Linked DNA regions of Homo sapiens: region 2 is linked to region 1. A link is an interaction called in ENCODE POLR2A ChIA-PET data of the cell type or tissue named here. Cell type or tissue: OCI-LY7. All regions are shown on one strand. Links, peaks and the distances in the headings refer to the core of each region. The heading gives the core; the rest is flanking DNA. Region 1 overlaps ELMO1 (engulfment and cell motility 1). Region 2 overlaps ELMO1 (engulfment and cell motility 1).

Region 1 (9,650 bases), core at 1,699-6,698:
TTGTTCCCCTCCCTGTGTCCCTGTGTTCTCATTGTTTAACTCCCACTTCTGAGTGAGAACACAAGGTGTTTCATTTGCTGTTGGAATCTCTTTTAAGGTCAATTCATCCTCAAGGCTCAGAATGGAAGGGTTTCAGGCCCTGGAAGTCCAGGACAGGATGGAGGGAGGGGTGGGAGCAGGCTTATAGCAGAGAGCTTCTGTTCTCGGGGAGAGCCCTGGTGCCTGCCATGTGGATGAGCAGCGAATCTACTTAGAATCCTATAGAGCAGGCCCCCAGTGAACAAACCCTGATCAAGCCTCATGGAAACACACTCAAGGATACACGGCTACCAAGCTATTACACACCAACCTCTTCTCTCCTCAACCTTCATGAATACAGTGAATTTCAGACTTCTTAACAGTTTAAAACAACAGCAAAGTGGTGTTTATTTGCACAGCTCACCATTTCTAAAGGGCACAACCCGATTTGAAGATATGGTAATGCTGTTTTCCTCCAGATAAAGTAAGGGCATGGGCCTGGAGCAATGCACAGTCCTGTAGGAAGAGTCCGGGGGTGGGGTGGGGGGACAGAAGATTTGGGTTCAAGTGCAGCCCAGGCCAATCCAGAGCAAGTCATTTTACCTTTCTGAGCTTCAATTTTCTTAACTAAAAAAATGGAGGGCTGGGCACAGTGGCTCACACTTGTAATCCCAGCACTTTGGGAGGCCGAGGCGGGTGGATCATCTGAGGTCAGAAGTTTGAAAGACCAGCCTGGCCAACATGCTGAAATCCTGTCTCTACTAAAAACACAAAAATTAGCTGGGCATGGTGGCATGCCGCTGTAGTCCCAGCTACTCTGGAGGCTGAGACAGGAGAATCGCTTGAATCCAGGAGCTGGAGGTTGCAGTGAACCGAGATCACACCACCGCACTCCAGCCTGGGCGACAAGAGCGAAACTCCGTCTCCCAAAAAACAGAAAAAAAGAAAAAATAGGAAATGAAGTCCCCTCTGCCTTCTCCCTTGGCTTCAAAGCAGATCAAATAAGCCAACTGAGGGCAAAGTGCTTTGGACAGGATACAAGTTAACACCGATATGGAGGGAAGTGGTGGTGATGACAATAAATATTGCACCTGCCTACTGTTTCCAGGAATGTGAGTTTTTCTGTGATTTTTCCACACTAATTCCTAGTCCAGCCTGTTCACATTTCAACAGTTAGAAGCAAAAACATATAAGTGATCCCACCCCAGCCTGTGTTACTAGCAGAGAGATGGCAAATGTGAAGTTTTGACTTGCGATACAAAGCTATTTAAGAAACTCAGAAGATCAACACTGGCAGACTGTGTGGTTTGCTGCCCTGGGCAATGAGCGGTTGGTCTCCCTTTTATAAGCACCAAAGCCAATGAAATTTACAAATCTTCAGCTGTACCTTAAAACACTATTGCCATCTAAGAATTTGTTATTAATCACATTATCACAGTATCATTTTTGGATCTAGTGTGATTATTTGTGTACTTTATGCCCTAAAGTTTTTATGTGATGAGTGGAGCTAAGAAAGCCAGAAAAAGCTGAGACTTGCAAGTCCTACTCTTGCTTGGGTAAAGAGGGAAGTGACATCATTAATAATTAACTAGATAATTCGTTGGGTACATATGGCATGCCAACAGCTCTACAAGCACTATTCTTGTAACAACCCTGGAAGGTAGGCCTTATGGACATCCTCATTTTATATATGAGAAAGGTAAAACTTGGATAAATAACACCTTCCATCATGAGCTTTTTTTAGTTGGCCCCAAATGAGCGTCTGAAACCCACAGTCAGCTGACCCAGCAGCAGGCTTCCTCCTTTAGTTGACATCAAGAGCTCATTGCATTTCTCTGTGGTTGCTGCTTTGAAAATTAATTCCTCCACCCATTCTCTTAGGTCTCCCGTACTCCTCCTTCAACATAAACCCAGATCATGACCTGCAGTCCAATGTGGATCACAGCAAGTGCGTAGCCAGTGCCTGCTGACTGAGAACACTCGGCCATGAGATAGCAGTACCAAGGCCTGCACCGCCAGCAGCCACGCACCGGGCACTGAATGATGGACTTCATAGTCACTTATTATGTCAGGCACAAAAGGAAGATATTACTAACTTCTTTTTAAGATTATAAATAGGAGATTGAGAAAGGCTCGGTGACTTCTCCAAGGTCACATGGTTTGCAAGTGGTGGTGCTAGAATTCAAGGTCGAGTTGGCTCCAAAGCGCATCATTATTCTGCTTCACTTGCTTTCCTCATTCTGTTTCTCAATTAACCCTGCCTCCAATGCACCTCCACCAACACAAATCTGAAACAATTGTTTTTCTATCCACAGAAAATATTTATGAAGTAAAACCTTACAAGAGGCACAGCTTCACCTATTAATGCTGATGTATATTTACTGTGTAAGATTCCTCTGCTTTCCTCCTACTACTTGTGGCTTACATGGAGTTAGACTGGAATACCAGGGTTACGCTCCCCTTCTGGACCTTACTCCTCCTTTCCTGGGTCTGGGCAAAGCTGCACTCTCAACCTTGCTGAGCAGCCAAGAAATCATCTACCTGGTTCCTAGCTTCTGCTGAACCAACCCTTTTTTCTTCCTCAAGATATTTTATCTTTCTCAGCTTCTCTAACGTATCAAGGTTTCCCCAGGTACTCAGGCACTAGGGAAAGGTCACATTGAATGAGTGTATTTGATTTATTTCAAAAAGCTCACCAGCTGGGTTTCATGTTAATAGAACCTGAGTTTTGTTCATGACAACAATGTGCCCAGCTAAAAAAGTACAATTTGCGCCTCCCTTGTGATTAAGAGTCGTCATATGACCCAATCCCAAATAATAGATAAGTGAAAACTGCTGGGCACTGTTCCCAGGAAAGACCTTTAAAAGGGGAAAGACTTGGTTGACTTGTGGCCTTTTGTCTCTGCCTCCCCACTTCAACTTCTTCATGTCTGGAACACAGGACTGATGACTGGAGCTCCTGCAGCCATTTTGTCAGCATAAAAATGAGGGCTATACCCTAGACAGTTAGTAGGAGCTCCTGATGACACTGTGGAGACACCACAGCAAATGGAATTGGAATTCTTTTGAATGTAATTCTTTGTACACAATTTGTTGGTATGTAATTTGTTTAAGCCATGTGAAATTACTAATATATTAAAAAAAACCCAAGCAAGCACATTGACAATAGCATAAGAAAACATGTGCTCAAGATCACTGGAGGTCAGAGAAAACACAGGAATGAGGAGGCAGGATAGAGAGTGAGACAGACTTGCATTCGAATAATTAAATGTGATGCCCCCTAGCGTGCCATAGAACTTTAGACAAATAAACCCCCCTGAACCTGTTTCCTCATCTGTGAAATATATAACTACATAAAGTCCGTAAGCATCAAGTTAGATTATGTATATAAAGTGTGCAGTAAAGTGCCTAGCACATGGCATAGAATTAGTAAACAGTGGCTATTAGTTACTATTTTTTTTTTTTTTTGAGACAGAGTTTTGCTCCTGTTGCCCAGGCTGGAGAGCAATGGCGTGATCTCAGCTCACCACAACCTCCGCCTCCTGGGTTCAAGAGATTCTCCTGCCTCAGCCTCCCAAGTAGCTGGGATTATAGGCCTGTGCCACCACACCTGGCTAATTGTGTATTTTTAGTAGAGACAGGGTTTCTCCATGCTGGTCAGGCTGGTCTTGAACTCCTGACCTCAGGTGATCTGCCCGCCTCACCCTCCCAAAGTGCTGGGATTACAGGTGTGAAACACTGTGCCTGGCCTACTTACTATTTTTAATCAAGCACATGGCATAGGCTTAGTAAATGGTAGCTATTAGTTACTATTTTTTTTTTATGAAGTCTTGTTTTGTCGCCCAGGCTGGGGTGCAAAGGTGCAATCGTGGCTCACTGCAACCTCTTCCTCCTGGGTTCCAGCGATTCTCCTGCCTCAGCCTCCCAAATAGCTGGGACTACAGGTGCACGACACCACGCCTGGCTAATTTTTGTGTTTTTAGTAGAGATGGGGTTTTGCCATGTTGGCCAGGCTGGTCTCAAACTCCTGACCGCAGGTGATCTGCCCGCCTTGATCTCGCAAAGTGCTGCGATTACAGGCATAAGCCATCAGGCACAGCTAGTTACTATTTGTAATCAAGTACATGGCATAGGCTTAGTAAACGGTGGCTATTAGTTACTATTTTTAATCATCATTCTCAGCACATTATATAGCCTCTTAAAGACTCCAACAATTCTAGGAGATGAGGAAGGAAAGAGGAATCTGGTGAATGGCCTTTAGGGTCCCATAGATAAGCGGGGGGCGGGGGTGCTTAGAGTCAACCAATCATTCTTGATGATATGTCAAAAACCTACTGAACTATTCAGACTTCAAAGCTGAAATTTCACATGAGGAGGTAACTGTGTAGGGTAATATTCTAAGAGCTTTTCCTGTCTGAACTCTCTGAATGTGTAACAACGACAAAGGTCCTATTATTATCATCCCTGTTTCACAGATGAGAAAATTGAGGAACTGTGAAGATGAGTAACTAGCAGCAACAGTGCCAGAAATCAAACCCAGCATTGTATCTCCAGCACTGGTGTTTCTGACCTCCACATGAAGGGGTTGGCCTGCCATCATTCTAAGATTCTTGAAGACTCCTCCTTTGCAGGGAGATACAGGCAAATAACAAAGTAAGAATAACTTGGTTCTTGACAGGTAACAAAAGAAACAGTGAAAAGGCTTTTGTGTATTTGGATACAAACTTCATCATTTCGCTGTGAGGATCAAATGGGAACAGTGACTAAGACAGCAAGCTCAATCCAAGTGTGGGCCAACACGGTGGCCATGTTCACCATTTATCAAGTGGAGCCTCTCCCAGGCTACACGTTTATACACGAGAGCTTGTCACCTTGCAGAGATAGCCTAAGTCTAAGAATAGAGTTCTTAGGTTTAAATAAACAAAGAAAACCAGGAAGGGTGAGGTTTATTATTGTTTTTAAAGGAAAACAATACTTACTGAGAAAAAAGAATTAGCAGACAATATTTTATAAATGAAATTTAGAGAGACACTTTCAATGGGACAAAAATAGTAAGACGTTTAAAAACGAAATTGTTTTAATCACACTATTTTTAACACAATGAGATTTTACTTTATTTTAAAAACCCAACACAATGGTTTTTTAAGTCTGGAATATTAAGATATTTTCAGGACTGAGGGTACAATTTGCTGATATCTCATTCACTTATAAGCAAGCCAGCTTTGAAAGCAGCTATAACCTGAACATACATATTTTTAAAAATAAAAATAAAATGCTGTACACTTATGTACCACTTTGCCTGTCAAAGTAGATATGTTCCTATTTTTCACTGGGTAATGTGTAGTGGGGCAGGTATTGTCACTGGCTCTCAGAAAACAAGGGTTACTGCACTGTAGCAAACAAGCAATGAAAAATGAGCGTAGGGAATGGGTCTAGAGCTGACCATAACCTTACAAAGGTCATTGCAGCTCCCTGGGCTCCAGATTTCCTACCTGCAAATGAGTTGGGCTAATGGATTTGTAAGACCCCTGCCAAGTCCAAAATTCCAGCAGTCTCCATATACATAGATGCCAGATAATACATCTTCAACTCCCCAAAGCCCATCCAAAATTGTAGAACTTAGAGAGTCTGCCTGCACTGAACTTTAGTTCCCAAACTACTATTTCCTTTATTGACAGGATGACTACACATTTAATTTAGAGTGTGAAGACATTAGAGTGGTATTTGATAGGTTTAGCAAATGTTTGATGAGCAAGGATTTATTCTTTCTTTCGTAAGAAAATCGCCAATTGTTTTTACACTTTCTCAACTTGTTAATCCTACCTAATGCAGACCATTTCATAAGGAAATTACTTGACTAATGATAGAATGATAAGACGACGGGAAAATGCATACCATTTTCGCTCTCACAGGAATTTTCTAAAGACAAATACACATTTTGAGATGCTGAAAAGCTCTGTTCCATCCTTTCTATGACCTTGGTGATGCTAAGAGAGACTCTGAACCCATTTACAAATAACAGAGATTTGGGAGCACTGGGCAAATATGAATATTTTTTACCATGACTTCATGAGCTATTGCAACTGCCTTTGGAAATGGTGCACTTTGAAAAACACACGCACTGGCCTAACACAATGGATGTTTTGTTGTAAAATTATGAATTACAGGAAAAATGGAATATATCATACACACACAAAGGCATTTAACACAGAAAACCTGTTAGAGCAGTCATTAAAATCTGCCTGGTGATCCACAGCACAGAAACTTACATTAGAACTATTTGTGGTTCTAGGGTCAGTCTGGATAATATATTTATGAATTCTCTGATGCAGATGTATATTTATTCCTTTGTATAAAAATAATCTTACCGTACTTAGAAAACTTTGAGTTTTCTATTTTTAAACCTGGTATTCCTTAACAGTTTGATTTTGGAAGGTGGTACTGCGTGGGGAGATGCTAAAAGTTCAGAACCTTTTGTAGGTGGGAGAGGTGAAAAGAGGAGAGTGGGGTCAAGAACTTGAAGTTCCTTCACTGCCTATGAGTTCAGCCTAGATAGAAGCTACCACCCCTGCTATTTCAGGACAGGGGATCAGAGGCTTTAAACCTTCGCAGCTCTTCTCAGCTCCTGAAGTCTGGTTTAATAGAACTCTGGATAGTCTTTTGTATCCTAAAAATAGTATAAAATTTATACTGAAAAATAGCATGAAATTTATTCAATGCTTCATTGTTCACCTTCCCTTGGGCCTTTTTTGAGGACATGGAGAGAGGAAAAAAAATACCGACTAGTGTTAAGGCTGAAAATCAGCCTCATAGCACCAAAAGACAGCCAATTCAGCAAAAGTAATCAGAGGCCACATCCCAGGCACACAGTTAATAAAAGAGCAGAGCTTCTGCAGTCAGGTTGGCCTGCATGCAAATGTTGACGTCACTATTTAATAGCAATGTGACCTTGATCACCTTAAAATTCCTCCAGGCCTCTATATCCCCATTAAAAAAAAAGAAAAGAAAAGAAAAAAAGAAAAACCAATGGTTTCTATCTTATCAGATTGCTGTTAAGATTAAATGTAGAGTGATTCATATGTTAACCGAGATAAAGAACTCAATACATGTCAGTCGTTACTAGTTTTAATAACAAAGTAATTATTATTGTACCTAGCTAAAATGCCAAATTTGGAAAACTTTTGGGACCAAATATAAAGACTTGTAAAATGACAGCAATGAAGACAGTGTGGTATTGGTGTATGGATGGAAAAACAGAACAATAGAACAGAATAGGGAGTCCAGAGACCCATATATACAGTCACTGGATTTATGACAAAAATGACACTGCAGTGGAAAGGAATTTCAATTGGTTGAATTGGGCCAGTTGTATATGCATCTGGAAGAAATGAATTATGACTCCCTACCTCATACCATCTGCAAAGATCAGTTCTGCGTGGATTATAGATCTCAGTGCAAAAGGAAAAACAATAAAGTTGTTTTCATGTAAGAATATATTCATGACTTTAAGGTGGGCGAAAGTTTCTTAAACAAAACAGAAATATCATTAATCATAAGAAAACTGTTTGATTCTATTATATTAAACTCAAGAACTTGTTTGTCAAAATATACAATAAAAATGGCAACTTTGGAATAGAGAAAAAACTTCAACATTATCTAATAAAGAACTGGTATCTATGATATATAACCACTCCTATAAGTCACTAAGAAAAAGACAGACAACCCAGTAGAAGAATGGGCAAAACGTAAATAGGCACTTCACAAAATAGGACATATAAGTGGCCAATGAACACATGAAAAGGAGCTAAGCTTTTTAAGTCACAGAAAAAAATATGCAGCTTTAAACAACAATGAGCTACTTTTAAACATCCACCAGAAGGGCTAAAATAAAAGATGGAAAACATGAAGTGTTGATAAGAATGTGGAACAAATGGAATCATCATCCACTGTTGATGGGAGTGTAAAATTGTTCAACCACTTTGTAAAACAGTTTAGCAGTATTTACTAAAGCTAAAATATTCTTACTTTATAATACAGCAATTCTAGCCAAAGATATAAACCCAACAGAAATGCATACATACGCATTCCAAGAGAAATGTATATGAATGTTCACAGCAGCACTATTTGTTACAGCCAAAAACTTGAAACAATCTAAATGTCCATCCAGCAGATTGGATAAATAAATTATGGTTTATTCATACAGCAGCATACTTACTACAAAGAAATTATTTTTAAAAATGCTACATACAATATGAGTGTATTCAAATAACTTTCACAATAGCATGAATGAACTGAAACAAATATAATGTGGAGCAAAAACAGCCCCACATAAAAGAGACCATAGGATATGATCCTATTTATTTAAAGCTCAAAACAGGCAAAATTCACAGATGATAATGCAAACAGGGTATTGGTTCTTTTGGAAGAGAGAAGAAACTGAGAGTGGGAAGATGGCCCAAGAGGGGGCCTCTGAGGGTTGTTTAATATCTTTTCTTAATCTAGATAGCAGTTACATGGGCAGTTGGCGGTTTGGAAATTCATTGAGTTGTGTGTGTTCTTTGGATTTGAACACCTCTATGTAAGTTACACTTTTTATGAAAAGTTAACTTAAAAAGGTAGAATATGAGCTTTCCAGGAGCAGATATCCTGTCTATCCAGTAGACAAGATAAAACTATAACATTTCATACATATGATTTCAGTGGGCTTTTCAGAATGAGTGTGTATATCCTGCCCATCACCTCTAGAAATAGGGATTGACATTTTATGTAACTAAGTTTACTGGCTGGGTAAAAAAACTACATAACTGGTTTATGCAGGCATCCTGGACCAATCACCTAACTGCTATCAGCTTCTGAAGTTGGGCAGGGGGTACCTCTCCATACCTAAACTTTAGTTTAATTTCATCTGTTGGATGGATAAACGAGTATATGCATGCATTTTGTTTTTTTTGAGATGGAGTCTTGCTCTGTCACCCAGGCTGGAGTACAGTGGCACTATCTCGGCTCACTGCAACCCCCGCATCCTGGATTCAAGTGCTGGGATTACATGTGCGTGCCACCAAGCCTGGCTAATTTTTGTATTTTTTTTAGTAGAGACAGGGTTTCACCATGTTGGCCAGGCTGGTCTTGAACTCCTGACCTCAAGTGATCTGCCCACCTCAGCCTCTCAAAGTTCTGGGATTACAGGCATGAGCCACCGGCCTATGAATGCATTTTCTTTCGTGAATGGAGATCCCAGTCTTATTGAAGGGTACTGCAGATGTCAATGCAAAAACTGTAATAGACTTGACTAGTTGTGTATGAACTCTAAGAAGTGTTGCACGTTTCTTTCAAATCATCTCCCTCTCTTTTTCCTTCCCTCCCTTCCTTCATCCATTTATGGGTGCTTCCTTTCTCCCTCCTTCCCTCCTTTTCTCCTTCCTTCTGTCCATCCATTCATGTGCACATTATTCCATCTGTCGGTCGGTCCATCCATCCATCTAACTAGCAAGACGGTCACGAGCATGGCCCTGGAGCCAGTCTGTCTGAGTTTGGATCCTGGCACTGCCACTTATTATCTGTGTGACCTTGAGCTCATGAGCAAGGACAGATTGGTAAAAGGCAAGGCTGAAGAAACTGGCAGGCATCAGTTC
Region 2 (9,650 bases), core at 2,334-7,333, 56 kb before region 1:
ATACATCCCCAGTACCTCTTCTCTCTATCATATTTGCTTAGCAAAACCAACCTAGCTTAAATCCTATTCTCTGCCTCCTCCACCCACCTGAACAGCCGAACAGGCTGGAGAAAAGCATACAATGGTGCTGTCTGGTCTCATTTAAATTTATGACCTTAACTAACAAGAGAGTTCTTAGTTCTGTTTGAAATCTGACTGTATTTTTCTAGCTGATTCACTCCTCAGACAACTATGTACAGCTTCTCCTCTATTCACAAACCTCCAGAGTCCTTCCCTCCCTCCTCATTTTTCATCAGATAACTTAGATCCTCATTTCACTAAGAAACTAAAAGCAATCATAAGATAACTTCTGTAATCAGACGGTGAATCATAGCTGAATCTGCTCTCACTGGGGACACCAGTGACCTCCATGAGGTCAAATCTGATCACTTGCCATCTTCATTTTACAATAGAACTTGAAACAGCTGATAATGGCCTCTTCCTAAGGAGCATTTCTTCTCGTGGCACTACAAAACGCCACACTTGTTGTTTGCATACTTCTTGCCTCCTAGCATCACCTCCTCAGTCTCCCTTGCTAGGTTTTTTTCATCTTCTTGACTAGATTGGAATGCCTTGAGTTTGGCCCTTGGACCCCTTCCCTGTCTCCACTCACTCCCTAGGTGATCTGATCTAGTATCAATTATGTGTGAACAACTACAAATTATGTCTCTAGTCCCAACCTCTGCCTTGAACTCAGATGCATCTATTCCACTGCTTTCTCTATATCTGCACTTGGGTGTCTATCCGGGCATCTCACAGCCAACAGTTCCAAGCTCAACTCTTTCTTCCACTTGCTTGCCTGAATCTACGTTCCCCATCTCTATGAGTGGTGCCATCAAAACCTAAAGTCATACTTGACTTCATCAGTCTCTCCCACCACACTGCCCATCTGTCATATCCAGTTAGTGCATCCTGTCAGCTCTACCTTTCAAATAAATTCAGAGCATGCCCACTCCTTGTCATCTCTAACCCCTCCACCTTAGTCTACGCCACATCTGCCCTTGCCAGATCTGCAGCAGGGGCCTCCTCATCTGCCTCATGTCCCCTCATTCCCCTACAGTCTCAGTGGTCTTTTAAAATCTGGCAGATCATGTCACTCCGGTGCTCAAAACTCTCCAGTGGTTCCCTGCCTCACTCAAAATAAAAGCCAAAGTCCTGACCACAGTTTTCAAGCCCCTGAAAAATCTGGCCCCTGGCTAATGTTGAGGCTCATAAAATAATACCCCAAAGTATGGCTCTTTGACATCTGCGTACTTTGAACTAAAGAAGCAGCCTCAGAAACCAGGTCTCTTTTGCCCTCTCCTGTCTCCATTTCTCACCCCTCTGCCTCTTCCTAAGTGAGGGGAGGGGCTTTCCCTGAAGTTCCCTTGTCTGACTGAGGGAATTTCCTCCAGAAGCAATGCAATTGTCTTGAGCTCCCTCTCTATAATCTCTTTTCAAAAAGTTTCTCTAATTTTTTATTTTTTGAGACGGAGTCTCACTCACTCTGTCACCCAGGCTGGAGTGCAGTGGCGTGATCTCGGCTCACTGCAACCTCTGCCTCCCAGGTTCAAGTGATTCTCCTGCCTCAGCCTCCCGAGTAGCTGGGATTACAGGCACGTGTGACCATGCCTGCCTAATTTTTGCATTTTCAGTAGAGATAGGGTTTCACCATTTTGGCCAGGCTGGTCTTGAACTCCTGACCTCAAATGATCTGTCCACCTTGGCCTCCCAAAGCATATAATCTCATCAAACAAGGAAGATTAACTCCCAGGAAAGACCAGAGTTGACATTCACACCCGGCCTACAGGAACTTTGTCTCAGTCTATTGTCTGTTCCTCCTGTCCATTGGTCTCCCCTAAAAACCATTTACTTTTCCTCTAAATGTGCCTACAGCCCCCAGTTCCCTCTTTCAAATGAAGAAGGGTACATGCATTTCTAAATCTCATTGAGTTATTGGGTACTCACTTTCCTGTGAGTACTGTGTGCCCCCACACAGGTAATAACTTTATTTGCCTTTTCTCCAGTTAATTGGTCTACTGTCAGTTGATGACAGCAGACTCAGTTATGGAAACTTCAGAGGGCGGAGAGGAAATTCCCTTTGCTCTAAGACTAGCTCTCTGAGACCACTCACAGGCCTCTCCTTGTTCACTGCCCTCCAGGCACAATGACCAACTGGCTTCTTAAAATTTTATTTTATTTTATTTTTTGCCTTGCTTTTTAAATAAACACACCAAGCTTGCTGTCCACCTCAAGCCCTTTAAAGCCTGTTCTCTGTTTCTGAAATGCTCTTCCCCCAGCTGTAGTTCTGTAGCTCTCTCTTCACAGCTCAAGGGTTACCTCCTTGGAGAAACAACCTTCAGCAAGCATGACTGAAGAAGCAGCCCCCCATCCCCCCCACTCACTCACCCCTTAAACCTTCTTTATTTTTTTTCTATGACACTTCTATGACCAGACAACATTATCCACCCATCTATCTATACTGTTAATACTTACATCTTATATTTTAAGAAATAACCATTCAACAAACTGAAAATAGTACTGTAAAAAGGCAGCTTGGAGATCCCTTGAATTAGATAAGACTTTGATGAAGATCAGTGTTACGTAAATGACACACCTAGTCAAACCAAACCAATCCACTGGGCCCTATGCAAACCAGACACCGCCTCCTCCAGCATCCCAACATAAGCAACCACTTTTCTGCCGCACTTGGGGTTTCTCTTTGTTCAAATCCCCCTTCCCTCTGTCTCTGTACGGGGGAGCTATTTTCTTCTTCCTTCTTTCTTGCCTAACAAACTCTCGGCTCCTTAAAACCATCCCACGTGTGTCTGTGTAGTTTTATCTAAACTGGCGCAAGACCAAGCACCCTGCAGTTCCTCCAGTCATTGATGCCATATCAATAGCACAATACTTTGAAAACTCAGACAGGCTAGGAAAAAGTATTTTCCACTACTATAAGCTTCCTCTAGGTCAAGGATCAAATTTCTCCTTCCCATATACCTTCTCAGAGAGGCCTGTTATACAAAATTCCATTCTTCATCATGCAGGCATTAGCTCAGAAGATGTGTACCCTGGGCCTGCCATCACCCACGCACGGGGACACAGTATGAATAAGACAGAGACAGTCTTTGTGGTAATTACAAACTAGAGGAAAAAAGAGAAAGAAAAGCAACCAAAGCTGTTTTAAAAGCTAATCTCTCTATTTTTCAGAAGTGATATTAACAATATTAGTAGCCATACTAGGAGCTCACATTACATGGTATGAAAATTACAGAGTTTTAATCCATCAAACTACTTTAAGATGAGTGAAAGATAAAATAGAAAATAAAATGCTATTATTGCAATATCCTTTTCAGTTTCACAAAAGTACTTTTTCTGAAAACCTCACCATTAATTGAATGGAAACATCTAACTGCTCAAAAATCTTTTTCTTTTTCTTAATGGTTTGATATTTATGAATACCTTGCCTATAAGAAACACAAATCATTAAATAGCTTTTAAGCATTTTTTCATAAAGAACCTAAAATTTAAACATTCTACTTGAAAAAAACAGTTTAACATAGTGCTCTAATAAGATTGAAACAAAATACCCTCTTGCCCCTCTGTCCCACAGAACAGTACTTTCTACCCTGACCTTTAATGTGGCCAGGCATGTAAATAGTATTGTCCCAGAGCAAATCTTCAGTTTCAACTACCTGCTTTGCATTAGCAGAGAAGCAAAAAATCCTGACTCAGCAAGAAAAGCCTTCATACCTCAAAAATTGTGTGACTTAATTAAATTAGGCTTCCTAAATGGAAATGATCTTTTAATCTATACTTGCAAAAATGCTGCTCTTTGGTGAAATGCTCTTTAAATTATTCCTAAAATAACCACACTGTACTAGAAAATTTTTGGCTGTAGCTTAGGGAAGTTTCCAGCTCTAACTGGCCTGGTGACCTAGTGTTGGTTCCAAGCAGACCAGTATTTCCACAGTGCCCATTTTGGGGGCCCCTGAAGAGCCAAGCTGCTTGAACTGAAATCACAGGGGAAGTTTAAAGAATACTGATTCTCAGGCCTCAGCCTAGGTGACTTGATCCAGAAACAAAGGCCAGTATGTCCAGCTGAGGAGTTTGAAGTGTATCTAGAAAACAATTTGGACCGATTAAAAACTTTGAGGCAGGGGAATGCATCATGAGATTGACATGAAAATGAAGTATGGAAGATGGGTTAGCGTGGGAGCCAAACCCAAGAAGCGGAGAGCACTGAAGAAGTTCCTGTAGTGACCCTGGGTCACTACAGAAAAATACCAGGGAAAGATGAATGATGTGGGAAGAAGGTAAGCATGAGAGTCAGGGCATTTTTCAGGAGGAAGAATGTAGAGTTTGGTGACTAATTGGATGTGGTAGGTGTTGAGTAAACAGAAGGAGGTGAAAGCTCCTTCCAAGCTCTGGCTTGAGTTATGCATCTAAGGGAATTAACGGGGGTGGGGTGGGGGTGGGAAGAAAAGCACAACAAAGGAAATCTAAAATTCATGAGCTCCTTAGGTGCTTTGAAGTCCTCCTTCCTTCTGCAAAAAGGAAAGCTTAGCATTGTCTGCAGTTAGCATCAATAAACAAAGATCTTAAATAAAAGCTTTGGGTATGTGTGTGACTCAGTGAGACATAGAATCACAAATCACTGTTCTCCCCACTATTAGAAAAGTATTAAAGAAAATTGGAAAAGTATTACGGAAAATTGGAAAAGTGAGAAAATTGGAAAAGTGAGAAAAGATGTATTTTAAAGAATGTTCACGCAGTATTATTTCTAATAGCGTACAACTGAGAACAACCTATGTGTCAACTCTAGAAGACTGGTTAAATAAATCCTGATAGAGTTACACTTGAGTGTCATGTAGTAATTAGTAATGGCATCTTTGAGCTGGGCGTGGTGGCTCACGCCTGTAATCCCAGCACTTTGGGAGGCCGAGGTGGGCAGATCACGAGGTCATCGAGACCATCCTGGCCAACACAGTGAAACCCTGTCTCTACTAAAAATACAAAAATTAGCTGGGCGTGGTGCCGTGCGCCTGTACTCCTAGCTATTCAGGAGACTGAGGCAGGAGAATCACTTGAACCTGGGAGGAAGAGGTTGCAGTGAGCCGAGATTGCGCCACTGCACTCCAGCCTGGTGACAGTGCAAGACTCCATCTCAAATAAATAAATAAATAAATAAATAAAAAAATAAATAAATAAAGGCATCTTTGAACTGCATGTCTTGATGTGAAAAGAAGTGAGGAAAAGGGACCACAGAAAAGTTGGGATAGTGTGATACTCCCCTCACACAAACACAGAAAAATGTCTAAGAGATAAATACCAAAATACCTGCAGTTTTTCTTCGGGTGGATGGATTAGAGGCATTTTTCCTTTTAGGATGCCTAGTTTCTCTGATTTTCACCTGTAAGATTGAATTAGTTCTATATAAAACATATGTCTTAATAGGAACAAAAAGCACCACTGAAATTTCGTAACAGTGTTGATTTGTCACCTATATGTCTATACCCAATGTGTCTTCAGTTAGTTATGCAGAACACCTGTGTCCCAGACTCCTGAGAGAGTCAACTTTGAAGGACATCTTAAATAACCTGCCCTTCTGCCCTGCCCCTGGGTACTGTGTGTTAAGTCCTTGATTACAGAAAAGCTATAAACCTGACTGGTTACTTTAACTCTTTCCCCTCACCTGGAACTGTCCCAGAGTCATGCTTTAATGTGATATCTGAAATTGACAGAAAGCAATTAGATAACCTACCTTTAGATCCCATGAAAACTAATATTTGTATCTGCTGTCTTGTAGTACAGTTATTTGTGTAGGTTCTTTATATATCCTATTAAATTGAAAGATCCAGGAAGGCAGAATTTATGTCTGATTAAGGCTTGCACTCCCTAGAGTGCCAATAGTTTTTGTATATTTGGCATTTAATATTCATAAAGAGAATTGTTGATGAATTATTGTATATGACTCAGTGAAATACAAATATTCCTTGACTTATAATGAGATTATGTCCCAATAATCCCATCGTAAGTGGAAAATATTTTAAGTTGAAAATTCACGTAATGCTGAACATCATAGCTTAGCATAGCCTACCTTAAACATGCTCAGAACACCTACATTAGCCTACAGGTAAGCAAAATCATCTAACGTAAAGTATATTTTATAATAAAGGGTTAAGTATTTCATGTAATTTATTAAATACTATACTGAAAGTAAAAACCAGAATGGTTGTATGAGTACTCAAAGTATGGTTTCCACTGAATGTGTGTCGCTCTCACATCATCATAAAGTTGAAAATCTTAAGTGGAACCATTGTAATTTGGAAACTTAAGTCTGTACATTAGGTTTAGAATTTAGTAGTAGATGTTTCTTTCCTTAAGAATGAAGGGCCTTCCTTTTTTTAACTAATTAGAATTATGTAAGGCATTCTTTTCTTTTTTTGTTTTTTCTACTCTGGCTTTTAAAATTCTCAATCCCACTACAATACCCTACAGTTAACCTACTTCCTTCCTCCTCCACATGGTCTAGAGCTTTTATGAACCAAATGAACCTGCGCATACACAACGCATACGTGAGTTACCACAAAGCCATTTTGGAAGTCGAAGGAATACAAATATAAACAGCTTAGTCATAAGATGTTTAATAATAAACAATTAAACCAAGGTTAAAAGCAAACTTAAAATGAAAAATACTGAGTTTCCATCACAGCCTAGTACAAGTTCTCCAACTGGCCTTGCTTCCCTCTGACCTCTTGGCCACTATCACCCCCCGCATCCCCCATCCAGGATGGGCTCTGGCCATCTTCCCATTCCTTGAATACCTCTGTCTCTGGGATTTCAGGAGCTTTCCTGGCCTGAAACACTTTTTCCCAAGCACTTGATGTGGCCACTCTTCCTCAGCATCCTGGTTTCTTCCACAGGCCTTACCCAACCATCCTTTCCCCATGAGTTCTCTCCCTAAGATCCGTTTCTCCCCATTCTTAATGTATTCATGGCATCATGGCTGGGGTGGCCTGGCTGCCTCCCCCGCTGCCTCCCTGAGGACAGTCCCCTTGTCTTTCCTCCTCACTACTGCAGCCCAGTGTCTAGAAGAGGGAGGGCCTGGCTTATCATAGGCACCGAATAAATATTTGTTCCAGCAGAGAATGAATGAATAATTAAAGGCACTTTTCCCCTAGGTTATACAGAAGAAACCTTATCCTTTCTCCCAGAAGATTGTTTTCGGACTCAGCTATGGGAGAAGAGAGGGAGGCACTGGAGAAAATGGCTCAGTAAGGGGAATTGCCGAGATGCTCAACCTGGTTTCCCTCAGAGTTGCCCTTTTGTGGGTTTTATATGTAGGGTTCTACTCTGTTTATAATAAGGATTTGGCAGCTACAATAAAATGTGAAAAGCAATGATCAACATAACTGATATGCCTGCAAAAGAATCCTGTCTCTAATCAGTACTGAAAATTGAAATCAAGTTTCTATAAAAAACCTAATCCCAATCATTACATGTTGCAGTCCATAAAGAAGTGGAAAGGTACAAATGGGAAAAAAAAACCCATTCCAAACACATCATTTCCTCTGCATTACCTAGCAGATCATTAACACTGCTTGGAAGCATCACATCCGCCTGTATGATGTCATCTTAATTGGAAGCAAGCATACCTCCTCACATAAGGATATATATGTTGGATATAATGCTAACATTTTGATGTCTTGATCCCCCATCCTGCCTGTGTTCATATTTCATTTTGTCCCCTTACCAAATGCCTTCAAAGAAAAACTCTGAAGGAAAAATGAATATACTTCATTTATTTTTAAACTCTGCCAAATCATCTCAGACAGGCAATGGAAAGGAAAAGAGGAAAATGCTTGGTGTAATAGAGCCATATTTTTACTGCAGGTCCTCCATTTAATTCTGAGGACCTCTGGCTGCCTTCCTTTCAGAATGCAACCCCATTCAAGTCTTACATTATCTTGCCTACTTTCAGCCATTCATTATTGCAGAAGTCACACCACAATGGAATTCTGCCAATATGAGTTTAATGTCACTTTTATATGACCTAACTGTATACCTTGGCCGTATTCCCATTTGTGAAATGGGAATCAGACCTGAATCTATGGGTCAGCGTGAAGGTTATTTATATTTGGAATCCTTTGTGTAACACTGAATATTAAGACCACGGGTTTTTAACTGAGACTCCTAAAAACTTGGCCTGTATCTACTGCTCCCCAAATAATGCTGTTTCACGTGACAAGGTTATACTCCTTCTCGAAGCAGAAGCAGCAATGAAGAGAAAACACCAATCTACGGTTCCACAACAAAGGGCTCTTTCCTTTCTCAATCAATAATTCTGACAAATCTGTTCTCTACAACTTTACGTGTAAGTGATAAATGATTTGAGGAATGTGTTGATATTAATATGAACTGTCTTCTTTTTCCTCCATGTATGATTAGCATCAATGAATTGAATGAATGTGCCACTTGGCAGTTTTAAACAAAGAAGTGGTAAAAAGACATCACCAGAGCCTACAGAGAAATAATGAAAAAGAAACTTTGACCATAAGACAAATTGTTCTTCAGAAAGGACCAGAATAGAAACACCAGTTCAAATTAGGGCCAGTTTTATTTAAGAGATGCATTAACCATCTGGAAAACATGATAAGCAGCATGTTGATTAAATCAGCAGGCTGCTCCAAAGAGGCTGGCTCGCTGGCCACTGGAGAACAAATTTCACGTATAGGGGATGTTTAGAAATAGACATGGAGAATAAGAAAGCAACAGTGCCAAGGTATAACGTGCTTGGTTGTAATTTATACACTGACATAGCTGCAGGTAGAATAAAGTAGCAGCTAGTCTTTTCACAAGTGTTCACTGGAGGACATTATAACAAACGCCTCTGGTCTCTATTCTTTTTAGAAATGTATATTTAGTTTACAAGAGCTTCTCTCTTATCCTATTGCCTCTTCTCTAAAATATAAGAAATACATGCTCTAGGCCAATCGATTTGAAGCTTGAATGTTTTTTTTCACATTCAGTACTAAAAATTGGAATCAAGTTTCTATAAAAAACTGAATCCCAATCACTATGTATTCCATAAAAATGACAAAGGAAGGGTACAAATGGGACAAAAACCCATGCTTGAGATGCTTGTTAAAAAAGAATACCTATTTCTGGGCCACACTCCTGAGGTAGGGCCCAGTGATATGTCTTTAATTAACAAGTGCCCCAGCTAACCCAGCGTGGCATCAGTGCTCGTCCTTGGCTTTTGGGTTGGTCAGTTCAGGAGTCTGTTAAATTGCCACTAGGGGGAGTGTTGGCCAAACTTTGCACTTCTGGCAAAGGGAGGGTGCTGCTGACCACTTCCAGAAAGCAGCTCAGATTCAGGGAGAGAAAGGACAGAGAAAGGAAAGAGCAAGAGAAATCCGTGTCCCTGGATAGGTAACACCAATAGGAGTTTCTGGTAGGGATTCAGGCACCTGGTGATGAACAGCTGACATCTTAGAGATTAATGATAAAAGACCCAGTGATGGAAACACGAAATAAAAAAGAATTCAGGCTTTGGAAAGAGAATGCAACCTAGCTAATATCTTCTCCCTCCACCTCTCATTCATGCCCCTTTCAGGGAAATGGAAAGT

The links. ChIA-PET counts read pairs that join two places held together with the same protein. Peaks named below come from ENCODE experiments on the same cell type or tissue, not always from the same donor. Only the 100,000 strongest peaks of a DNase experiment are listed, where the experiment ranks them.
Region 2: POLR2A ChIA-PET joins it to region 1 with 9 read pairs; 3 of 35 experiments call an interaction of 5 or more read pairs at or near these places.

The regions. Positions count from the first base shown.
Region 1 is chr7:37,014,658-37,024,307 of GRCh38, forward strand. All of the region lies in intron 15 of ELMO1 (engulfment and cell motility 1), which reads right to left. Among named protein-coding and RNA genes, the nearest start is that of ELMO1-AS1, 22 kb to the left of the region's middle. In OCI-LY7, for the core only: a CTCF peak has its summit at 3,285; no DNase peak of the experiment used is centred there; H3K27ac peaks cover 443 bases.
Region 2 is chr7:36,958,190-36,967,839 of GRCh38, forward strand. The region is part of intron 16 of ELMO1 (engulfment and cell motility 1); the gene reads right to left. Among named protein-coding and RNA genes, the nearest start is that of ELMO1-AS1, 35 kb to the right of the region's middle. In OCI-LY7, for the core only: no CTCF peak of the experiment used is centred there; no DNase peak of the experiment used is centred there.